2 separate regions of the Homo sapiens genome follow, and region 1 is linked to region 2. A link is a contact called in ENCODE Hi-C or POLR2A ChIA-PET data. All regions are on one chromosome and are shown on one strand. The core of a region is the stretch at or near the end of the contact, and the rest is flanking DNA. Distances in the headings are between cores, read along the strand shown. Region 1 has its middle 110 kb from the start of LINC02998. Region 2 overlaps SNX18 (sorting nexin 18).

Evidence for each region. A loop is a pair of places that touch in the nucleus more often than their neighbours do. ChIA-PET counts read pairs that join two places held with the same protein, here RNA polymerase II (POLR2A). Pooled maps may share reads with other maps.
Region 1: a loop to region 2 is called in a map of endothelial cell of hepatic sinusoid, with 3 times the contacts of the local background. The contact joins two enhancer-like sites. A Hi-C loop is called at or near these places in 30 of 168 maps with a recorded cell type or tissue (CD14-positive monocyte, Calu3, HepG2 and 18 more) and 14 of 50 pooled maps. POLR2A ChIA-PET finds 5 or more read pairs at or near these places in 3 of 52 experiments (CD4-positive, alpha-beta T cell, OCI-LY7 and activated T-cell).

What each region holds. Positions count from the first base shown.
Region 1 is chr5:54,633,446-54,639,293 of GRCh38, reverse strand. It overlaps a transcript of SNX18 not described here. Among named protein-coding and RNA genes, the nearest start is that of LINC02998, 110 kb to the left of the region's middle. Within about 2 kb of position 1,398, at least 4 of the 41 ENCODE cell types and tissues checked have a DNase peak (open chromatin) inside an H3K27ac peak, as active enhancers do; they include ascending aorta, where a contact is called at or near this core.
Region 2 is chr5:54,532,202-54,538,329 of GRCh38, reverse strand. All of the region lies in intron 1 of SNX18 (sorting nexin 18), which reads right to left. Among named protein-coding and RNA genes, the nearest start is that of SNX18, 18 kb to the right of the region's middle. Within about 2 kb of position 4,314, at least 13 of the 41 ENCODE cell types and tissues checked have a DNase peak (open chromatin) inside an H3K27ac peak, as active enhancers do; they include ascending aorta, where a contact is called at or near this core.

The DNA.
Region 1 (5,848 bases), core at 149-2,648, 100 kb before region 2:
TTTTTAAAACATGATACACCTTCAAAAAAACTGGAATTTTAAAATGCTCATGTCCCTAGATTGCTGGTTATAAACTATAAGTTCTCTGATTGGGAGAGCATTCGGTGGCCTACCCACTGTTACCTCTGAAGGCAAATTTTTACTGTCAGCCTCAAAAGGACTAAGTTAGGAAACTCATGGCAGAACATTAAAATGTTTATTTCTAATGAAGTTTTCAATATGTAGACATGATTTTTATCCACATTTGTATTCCTCTCTATTGAGATAAATCCAATCTAAAGTGAGGCCTATAGAATGAATAAAAAGTAAATAATATTTTAAAAGAGACCTTATGTCTGAGCAGAATTACTGCTCTAGTAGCTGGCCCATGGAGTGGAGGTGGGAAGGGTCCCACCTCAGGCCTTCAAAGGATGATGTTATGAGGTCTTGAGGTCGGGCCCTGGAGGGGTGTGGCCAGGGCTCAGATCCAGCTTCTACCATTTCTCCTGGCTGACCTTAGGCAAGCGGGTGGCTCAACTCTCTCTATGCTTGTTTTCTTTATCTATACAGGTAGATAATAAAAATACATATCTTGTAAGATTGTTATGAGGCTAAAATGAAGTGATACATGTAAAATATTTGTACATATGCAATAAATATTAGCAGTCAGTGCCAGTCATTGGTCTATATTTTTTCCTCATGAGCCATCCTTTTAGATACCAATACCCTATGTCAGGAAATGACAAATAAAAAACAAACAACAAAGAAGATACCAAGCCCTCTTAAAATAAAAATTCTTCACCAAAAAATTTTTTTAAATGTAATCTGCTATTATTCAGCTGTCTCAAGTTTCATTTAAAGATGAGGCATAGTGTGACATCCATTTTATAGATACAAAAACTAAGGATCCAAGAATGGTTCTCTAAGTTTATAAAACTCAGAGGTGTCAGAAAAACATAGCATACGCTCAGGATATCTGTCTCCAAGTCCCTCCCCCTTTTTATTTTTTAGCTTCACATATCTGTGGACTGGGGTTGGGGGGAAGATCACTATCTTTCAAAAACCACAGATTCTCAGAAAGTACCATTAACTATATCTAAAAATGCACCGTGGCAGCTATTTTTAAGTTATTAAAGTCAACATACTATCTATGCAGCAGCCATTGTTAAAGAAAGCTTCATGTAGAGTTAGAATATAAATGGGGAATGAATTCCAAAAGGAATGATGGGAGCCCGCACCTTGGTGACTACTGAACAATTACATGAGTTTTGTACAGAGATTTTGAAATTGGAGAAAATGTTCTCTCTCTCTCTCTCTCTCTCTCTCTCCAGTCCAGCAGTTTGAGTTTGAAAGCTGGGTGAAGTCTTGGAGAAGCTGGAGAGCAGCCCGGGTTTCCTGCTGCGTGAAGGCGAAAGCCTAGAGCTGGTTGGAACAAGCCTCTCTACTCTGACTTAGGTTTGCTCTTCTGGAAAGCTGTGAAAGAGAAGCCGTTTGCAAGGTCATGTAGAGTATGGCCCCTCCAGAGGGCCCGGCACCATCCCAGGCATTTCACACATCTCACCCCACGGAGTTGTTATGCAGGGGATTACCAAGAGGCCATTTTGACACAACTGTTTTAACACAGAGCTTAAAAAATAAATTATCAGGTAATGTCAACTGCCCTGTTTTGACCCTCACACCACTCTGGCGTGTCTCCTCAATTATCATTTTTGTTGAAACCTGTTACCTAGTATGTACTATTTTTATTATCTTTTCTAGCGCCCCTCTTTCCACTCCCTGTCCCTGAACCTAGCCTACCCCACCCCACCACCACTTCATTCCTCCTTGTTGGTACCAGCTGGCAAAATCTATATTATTAGAAAATTTCTTTGATAAAATTGACACTAATAAAATATCTGAAAATCCACTTTTCTCACGCCAAAGGATATTTGATGAAAATGAATTATGGTAACAGTTATTCAAAATGTACAAAAGGTTGAAAGATAATATTTTATTTATGATTAATTCATAAGAAAATTATAGGAGATTTATTTCAGATATTTGGAAGTAGTTCTGTGTTTGTATTCCTTTTTCAGGTGCAAAGTCGCAAAATTCTTCTCTCCATTCTGATACATTTAAGCACTTTTATGATGGCTCTCCCCTTTACATGTTCTGCTTGTATTCTTGGTCTTTTCAAGACTGAACAAATAAAATTCATTTACCAATTGTCACACATCCACTGTTCCACACTGAACTAGAATTTGCATTTGTCAATGTGCAAACTTTGACCAAGTTGTCTATTTGGCTATTGCCTCATTAGTCTCTTAAACTTTATATTTAAGGTAAAAAAATAACATATTTGATGAAGTCCTCACCATTTGACTTGAGGACACATGTGGAGATGGCATAGTGGTTAAGAAAGAATACAGGCAAACTGGTTTTGAATCCTGGCCCCATCCACTTTCACTGTAAAGTAATATTAGGAAATTCATTTAACTTCTTTGTGCTGCAACACACTGTGAGGAGTAAGTGAGTTCTAAAGTGCTTAATATCTGTGCCAGGTATTCTTTCAAGTGTTATATGCATGTTAGCAATTATTTTTACTAATTTAAAATTGGGTGCATTTTCTGTTTAGATGAACATTCCACTTAGCAGTAATAAGCAGTTTTCTTTTTTCCTTACTCATTTTTGATGCAACTCTAGGAATAGAAATTGTAGTTGTGGAAAGAGGCAGGTTTGGGGCAAAAAGCAGAGTAGGGGCTGGGGAAAGGTATAGAGGTTGAGCATGGCTCAGGCATGAACAACGTACAGGTTTACTGGGTAGTTTTGCAAAAGTGCTATTAAAAGAGAACAGAAGAGATGAGGTGATGTTTCCGTTATGCATACAACTCAATTTTTTTTTTCACTGAAGATTTTATTGCTTGATTTTTCTCCCCATAGCAAAATGCTCCAGAGATAAAAAAAAAAGTTGCACCAGGAAGACTTCATCAAAATGTCATGTGCTTCATTGTTTAAGCAGGTAAAGTATTGTTGGGTTGTGAAAATGAAAAAGTGATATCAGTAGACTTAGAGGGCCTCATCCCCGTTCAGGCCCACTTCTGAATGGGCCTGATGGGGAAAGGGAAGGAGAAGAGTGGATGCCCCTGACTGAGCATCATGGAAAGCTTCAGAAGCTTAGGAAGGCTAGAGTCTAGCATCTCTTAGACCAGAACAAAGACGTGAGTGGGCCCAGAGGATTGGAGCACCCAGCTAAGCCTTTCTCCTAAGCTGGTGTTTGCCCCAGTCAGCCAGTGATGGGAAGCATTTAGCATCCCCATTGCCCCTCACCTCTTCCCACATCCATGGTAGGCAGAGCCAACACATCAAAACAGTCACTCCTGATGAGCTCAGGGAACATCTCAGGTTTCCACTGCACATGATGCTCTAGGTAGGTTTCCCCGTGAGTGTGGTCATCAGGACTGAATACATAATTTGTAGGGCCCAGTGCAAAAAGAAAATGTTGAAGCCAATGTTCAAAAAGTATTACAAATTTCAAGATGGCAGCAGCAGAGCATTAAATCAAGTGCGAGGCCCTCTGAGCATGGGGCCCTGTACACAGGTTGTACCTGAAGTCAGCCAACTCTCCCCATAGTTGGTATATGAGTACCTCGTCCTGAAAGATCTCTGCTGAGACCACAGCATCCACTACATATGCTACCTCCAGCCCATAGACGGCCATTATTTTCCATTCCTGAAATCAATGGGGCAATTGATTGACCTGCTGGGACCAACATGATGAGGTCACTTTAATAAAATAAAACAAGGCAAACAGCAAGAAGAAAAAAATGCCAGGAAATGCACCAGGGAAAATGGTGCCACTCCTTAAAGCCTGGAGCAGAAGAAGATCAGAGGCACTGATTTTACAGGGAAACATGGAAGCCCAGCAAGTATTTTAGAAACTTGGTGGCTTTTCTATGGTTTTTATTGTCTGTAAGAATTTTCTTATATTTTCCCTTTTCACAGCAAAGGGAAGCTGGCGTTTTCAAAGTGAACTCTGCTAAAGACTAAGAAAGGAAAACGATATATAGTATTATAATATTAATAATAATAATTAAGGCTTATGATTATAATAAGCACTACTTTGGGAATATTCTCCCCCAAATGGCCCAGAGCAACACAAATATATTTTGAGACTCTAGAAAACACAAAAAACACAAAATGTGTTTATGTCTACCAATAAGGAGACATAAACACATTTTGAAATATGTATTCTTAGACACAAATTTCAAAATATATTTTTCTAGAAAAATATATTCTGGAGACAAAGTTCAAAAATGAATCACTATAAAATTATTTTCCGGCTGCTTTAAAATTGCAAAATTGTAAGTTCAATAGCTTGTAGTTCTATTTGTAACAAAAATTTAGTTTTTAAAGGAAATTCAGTTAGTTAATTTCCAGTGCACTGAAACAAGTATGCTGACAAACATTAATTATCCTAAAGATGCTTATTTTATGAATAAGACGCTCAATTTTTAAAAACATTCCAAAATGGTGTATATTTATAAATGTATTATATGTCTTTCAGCCTTGTCATGAATTTTTTTTTAATTTGGGATGTTATTCCCCTATTTCAACATCATATTTGCAGGGTTTTTGTGTGTAACTGTAAGTGAAGGTGTGCTCAGAAATGATTTTAGTGGGGTCTAAATTGTTGCAGGCGTGTCCAATCTTTTGAGTTTTCTGAGCCACATTGGGAGAAGAATTGTCCTGGGCCACACATAAAATACATTAACACTAAGGATCGCTGATGAGCTGAAAAAAAAAATCGCAAAAAAATTTCGTAATGTTTTAGAAAAGTTTATGAAATTGTGTTGGGCCACATTCAAAGCTATCCTGGGCTGCATGCAGCAGCCCGTGGGCCACAGGTTGGACAAGTTTGGTTTACTGGCTCCTATCCACTGAGAATAACCCAAAGGGAAGCAAACACTAAACTCTGCCCCTCTTTCCTGAATGTATCAGTTCTGTGTCATGGTCCCTCAGAAGTCCTAACTTGCCCAGGACAAAGCCACACCTTGGAATTCTTCTTCCACCCCACTCTCTACACCCAGCAGGACCCTGATTCAACCATAGCCTTATAAGGAAATCCAATAAGCATGTTAGAAGAGAGGAATTCTGGCTGGAAAAAGTGTGTATATGGGGGAGGAGGGAGACCCTTAAATCAATTTCATCTGCCACCCTTGTTAGTTCCCAAGGACCAACAAACTCCTTAAGATATTAAGTATTGAAAACCACTCTTCAGAGTACTGCACATTTTGCTCAGGGCTGTTGTTTGGGGTCAAAATGAAATTATAGCCATGAAAGCAAAGCAGAAAGGATTCCAAGTACTGGCAGATGCTTCTCTTGTTCATAATACTTCGTGTGTTTCTGGACAAGTAAGCCAACAATAAAATAAGTGTCTCCCAACAAGATGAATAGCTCCATGAAGGCAAAGCACCTTTGCACAAGGTAGGGCCTCAGTAAAAATGTGTTGACTCTAAAAGAACATGGCTTACTATCCCAGCACACAAAGTGAAATTTATGTTCAAGCTCCATTAAGCTCTCACTAAGCTGGAAGATCTTCCAAAAGTTCATTAGTGCAATGCAAAATGCATAGTAACAGGTAACATTTGTTGAGTATTTCTACCACACACTGTTACAGCACTTGTAAATGCATTATACACCTATAGTACCTATGAGGTATATAATATTATAACCATTTTTAGATGGAGAAACTGAGACACAGGGGTGTTAAGTAACTTGCCCAATGTCCTACAGCTACTAATATCAGCTTGTTACTGATACAATATGAACCTGGTTCCTGGAGTCCATTCCCTTGTGGGGTCCTATGTTTAACCCAGACAGAACCAGGCAC
Region 2 (6,128 bases), core at 3,065-5,564:
TACCCGCCTCTGCCCACTGAGCTCCTAAGCTCTGAGTTCACTAGAAAAGAAAGTGGAAACATATTTTTCCAATAGAAACAATATTACAAGTGTTGGCTAGATGTGAGTGAAATAGTATTATTATTAGAAGTAGAATCTGGGTTTTGTTACAAATGATTGGGTTCTTACAGTTGATCTGACACTGCTCAAACTGGGAATTATGTGTACATATTTTCAGGCTTCACAATTATCTTCATATTCAAAATTTTAAATATCACAAGAAAGGCAGAGAGCAAAATTTTCAGCTCTAGCATGTTGGAAGCGGAAACTACTGGAGCAGAGTTAGATCATCATAGACTTGCTACTTCTAGGATAGCTTTAGAAATTAAGTAATTTGTAGCTGCCTAAGAAACAACTGCAGAGGTACAATACAACCAGCTGCAGAGCTGTAACAAAGTATGACAGCATTTTTAAAGCATTCTCATGGCTGTACTGCATTGTTTTTTAACCAAACCCGAGGAGTGTAAATGAAAACTAAAAATGTTGCCCAGAATCTAAATAACACAAGGACTACACATTTTTCATGATGGAATCAATATGAAAACAGGCAATAGCATTGAAAGCTCTGCTTTTTAAGTGGCTAATTTAGGAGGAACATGCCCCCTTGCCAGCCCCCTCCCCTCATAAACATCATATTGCCACCACTCTGCTTTCAAAACAGAAGACGGAAATGAAAGAATGGGGGAGCAATTATATAATGAAGTTTAAGGTCAAAAACATCACTGTTAGAACAAACAAAAGATCCCACAGTACTCATAGTTAGGGGAACAGCTTTAAGATGAAAGAAAATAATAAACAGGTATAATCAGAGGGAAAAACATTTTCCAACGACAATGTCACTGTAAACTGAAACTGCTTCATTAGTTAGCTGCATCTGGAATAGCATGAGCATATTACGATTTTATTATGAAAAGAAAGTGCAGGTGCACATTAAATAGAGATTTAAAAAGCGGCTGACAATACAGACCAGTGTGAATATACTCTTTAAAAAACCTAACAATTAAGTAGTACCGTTTCCAATTCAGAAGAAAACACTATTCATACATGAAGTAGTGCAGCCTCTCCAAGTTACACAACTGAAAAGAAATTTTCTTCTCTCTCTCTCTCTTTATTTAATTTAAACTGTAGAGACAAGGTTTCACCATGTTGTCCAGGCCGGTCTCCAACTCCTGAGCTCAAGTGATCCGCCCGCCTCAGCCTCCCAAACTGCTGGGATTATAAGCATAAGCTGCAGCGCCCAGCCTGAAAAATACATCTCAAAAGAAGACATTTATGCAGCTGACAGACACATGAAGAAATGTTCATCATCACTGGCCATCAGAGAAATGCAAATCAAAACCACAATGAGATATCATCTCACACCAGTTACAATGGCAATCATTAGAAAATCAGGAAACAACAGGTGCTGGAGAGGATGTGGAGAAATAGGAACACTTTTACACTGTTGGTAGGACTGTAAACTAGTTCAACTATTGTGGAAGACAGTGTGGCAATTCCTCAAGGATCTAGAACTAGAAATACCATTTGACCCAGCCATCCCATTACTGGGTATATATCCAAAGGATTATAAATCATGCTACTATGAAGACACATACACACGTATGTTTATTGCGGCACTGTTCACAACAGCAAAGACTTGGAACCAACCCAAATGACCATCAATGATAGACTGGATTAAGAAAATGTGGCACACATACACCATGGAATACTATGCAGCCATAAAAAATGATGAGTTCACGTCCTTTGTAGGGACATGGATGAAGCTGGAAACCATCATTCTGAGCAAACTACTGCAAGGACAGAAAACCAAACACTGCGTGTTCTCACTCATAGGTGGAATTGAACAATGAGAACACTTGGACACAGGAAGGGGAACATCACACACCGGGGCCTGTCGTGGGGTTGGGGGAGGGGGGAGGGATAGCATTAGGAGATATACGTAATGTAAATGACTAGTTAATGGGTGCAGCACACCAACATGGCGCATGTATACATATGTAACAAACCTGCACGCTGTGCACATGTACCCTAGAACTTAAAGTATAATAAAAAAAAAATGAATTTGAAGTACAGGAAAAATAATTATTTAAAGTGAGGCAATCGATTTCAACCACATCCCAATACAGTGATACCGAACAGGCAAAAGGAGCCCAGAGTGCCGCCTAGGCTGAGCCTCCAACACACTGCAGCTATTTCTTCTTCAGGGGATCTCTGTGAAGGAGGCAGGAAGGATCCTAGAGTAAGCTCTAGGTTTACCTGTTGAGAGTGAAGTTTTGGTTGAGAGTTCAACTTAATTACTGAATTAGTTTGGTGGATTACTCGAATTCTTCCACAGGACAGAAAGTGCACTCAGGAACTAATAACCCTGAGGTCTAATTCCTAAATGAGAGGCAGGAGCCCAAGGGCACCTTCCCACACTCCAGTCCTGGAGATGCCCTCTGGGGAAGGCAAGGCAGAGCTACCTCCCAGGTAAGAAGGGCAGAGCTGGCTCTCAAATTTTTGTTTTTAATAAAGCTAAAAAGGTCTTAGAAGAGTTTTTATACAAGTCTCTCCATTCTACAAACAAGAGGGTGAGCTACTTGTTCAAAGTCCCACAGCTAATTCATGGCAAAGACCCCACCTCCACATGCCTGCCAGCCCTGGCACGTCCCATTCTCCCTTCCAAGCAGGGCATCCTCATTCAGGAGACCTATTACCCTCTTTGTGGGCACAGATTGAGTGGATTAGTGTATTGAGGCCTGAGATGGAGACTTGACCCTACTACATTGTTGAAAAGGGTCCTTTCCTTTCTATGTTTTGAGAGTTAAAAGGAAAATTAAACCAATATTTTTACTTTGCTTTAGGATTTGTTATTAACAAAACCTCCTAGATTCCCACGCTGATTCTGTACCTGGAAAATTCCCAACAGGGCTCATTTTCATATCAGTGCAATTTCCCAAGCTCAGAGAAAGGTACTTTGCCCCACTTCTCCATCACCAGTCCTAGCTCCAGAGAAATCGAATGTCCTAAATTCACTTCTATCCCCTCCTACCTTTTTTCTTTGTATCTAACCAATGTAAGCCATCTCGCAGTTCTAAAGGATGCTCAGGCTGAAAAGACCAAAGCAAGAAATAACTATGTCTTTGTTTATAATACATATATTCTCAATTTTAGAGGAATTATGTTACTCATGTTTGCAATGAATATAAAACAATGAAAACAAAAGAATTTAATCATGTGACAAGGTTCATTAATATTACCTTAAAAGGCTCAAATTTTTAAAAATCATTTATAAATTATGAATTAGAAATCAGCACCATGTTCAAAAGCATCACAGTATTTACACAGCATATCATTAAACTATTTCCATCAGTAAACGCTAACACTTAGGATTTCAATGCCAATTTTTTTCTAGAATGACAGTATGAGAGTAGTGAATCTCTCGAGTCATGTAGCCCATGAGCACATATTAAGAACACACTGCAAGCTGAAACTCAACCAGCACACTAGCAGATGTACTTGCACTGCACTAAACTTCTCTGTTCCATGTTCCTCTGCTTCTCATTTGCAGGGAGAACAACTTTCCTGGAAATTTCTGACCCATCAAAGTGAGACAGAGGGAAAAAAAAAACAAAACAAAAAAGCAAATCCTCATACGCTGTACTGCCTCAGGCATTTTAACCAGAACTTTCCTGGAAACTTCTGACCCATCAAAGTGAGACAGGGGGAAAAAAAAAGAAAGAAAGAAAAAAAAGCCCTCATACACTGTACTGCCTCAGCCATTTTAACCAGGCAAGGCCCTGCCCTCCCTTTAAAGAAGCTGTCTGGCCTCCTTACCGTTTTCCCTCTTTCTGCCTGCCCCCAAACTCAGGTCCCCACAGGGCTTGCCATGGCTCCAAGAGCTCCCAGTCCAACCCCATCCAGTCCTTGTACCTGAACTTTGCCTTCCTTTCCTCAATCCAATCTCTTATTCTCAGTATGTTTTGTCTCTTCTAAGACTAATTATACAAAAGGCCCAGTCACTAAGCAACAGGAATCCAAAGGCTACATTTTCTCCCTTAAAAAAAAAAAAAAGAAAAAAGAAAGCACCTTATTTAATTTTGAAATCATGAATGTGCCAAAAACATTAACTCGATTTCTGTCTTCCAGGGGCCCTTCCCCAGGAAACAGAAGCCATGGTGTACGGGAAAGAACAGGAGACAGGCTGAAGGGCAGCAGGGACAGCTGCTTAGAAGTCGCTCAAGACTGGACTCGGCCTGTTTTTCTTCATTCCCTGGCACACGTAACATGCTGAAAGAAAATGCTAATTTGGTCAGCGTGGCCTGTTGGGTTCTTATCCTCTCATTGCTGGGATCCACACCCTGGCCTTCCCTACTAACTCCCCATTAACTTCTTCCCCTCCCCTTTCCTTCCTCCCTGTTGGTCTCCACCTACTTGTTGATTACCCTTCCCCCTCTCTGCTCTAATATTTACTTTTTCATATTGTTTTGAGCAAAATGTCTCAAAAAGCAAAGGCCAGCATCCACTTAAAATAGAGAACTAGGGCAGCCGTCCAGCCACTTGATCATCACAGAGAAGCGCCTGCACTGTGCACACCTGTGCTCTGCACTTCGCATGTCTCATTTTCTTCTCTTTAACCGTGAAATAAAAGTAATCATTGCCACCATTTTCAGAGGCAGAAAGTGAAACTCAGAGAAACTAAATAATTTTACTCAGTGTCCAGCTGCATGTGAACCTGGGTCTGCCCAACTCAGGCAATTCCCTTGTATGTGGCCCAAGGGGGGATACCCTACCCATGGCGATCGCAAAGCCCCATAGATCGGCCTCAAAGCACAGCACACTACACCAGTACCCAACGCCTCCTAGGAGCCTATGCCACCAACATAGGGATGAGCAACCCACAAACCACCTCCAGACCCTAAATACTATTCCTGCATGGATTCATACTAAGTGGGTTCCAGGTTTAGACCACATTAATAAACCCTGGAGGGTACAAAATTAATACTGAACTCAAGTCAGGGAAAGCAATTTTCTGAATGGACTAATGAAGGTCCCTAAAGCTAATAACTATCAAAATTCAAAGGTAATTTAAAATTCACTTTTTAATTCATAAATATAATAAATGACAAAGAGAACTTTTGAACCATTTTGAAAAGGAGGGAAGAGGATCAAGACAAGCATAGTCAACTGCAAAAAGAAAAAAACCTGGTCACTTGATGGAAAAAAAATCACTTAAAGAATTCAGGCCTCTAAGCTTGATTTCATCCTGAAAATATCATTAGTCTGTTTCAGGTAAAAGCATTGTTATAATATTCTAATTAAGTAGTTCTTATAGCTTCATTCAGCAATCACCTAATGTCTAAAGGCAGAATGACATTCAGTTTGAATACAAATATTCACTTGCGTATAAATACCTTAAAAGATGATTATTTTAGTTACTATGCATATATAGTCATACAGTTTACCTCATTCCAAAAATGAAGAGAGAAATCACATGATTGTACCTCTTGTGGTTTATTTGGTAAAACTGTTTCTTGCTGGTAATTTTATATACATAAAGGTTCTTGTGTTCCAGCCCATAATGAATATTAAACGTGATAAAATTACTAGGGTGATAGTTTCAGGAGAATTCTGAAAACACAGTGTCTTTATTTGAGAAGTGTTTTTGGGTATGGTGGCAATGTTGATTTGCCTGTAGCCAAGCAAATATAGATGAAGACTTTAAAATTTGAGAGTAAGAAAGAAAACCATGTATTGTTTCTTTTCTTAAAGATCTGATACCCACAGAATCTTAATAAAATAAGGTAGACATACTATCCTTGATAATGCTGACCATACAATGAAACTTTTAAAAAACTAACTTTGTAAAAGTAAAACCCATATAATGGTTCAAATTCAGAGAACACAAATAGGGGCCTCAGGTCTGCAGTGCCCAGTTCTTTAATTACCTGAGGCATGTGCACGCATACTGGTCTCTACAAAAAAAAAAAAAGAAAAAAAAAAAGCAACAATAGATATGTTTGCAAGCTGCCAACACTTTCGACACGTGACATACAACAAGCATATCTGTACCAAAGAGTGAACTTGGGAAAGTACCTTTAATGAAAGGT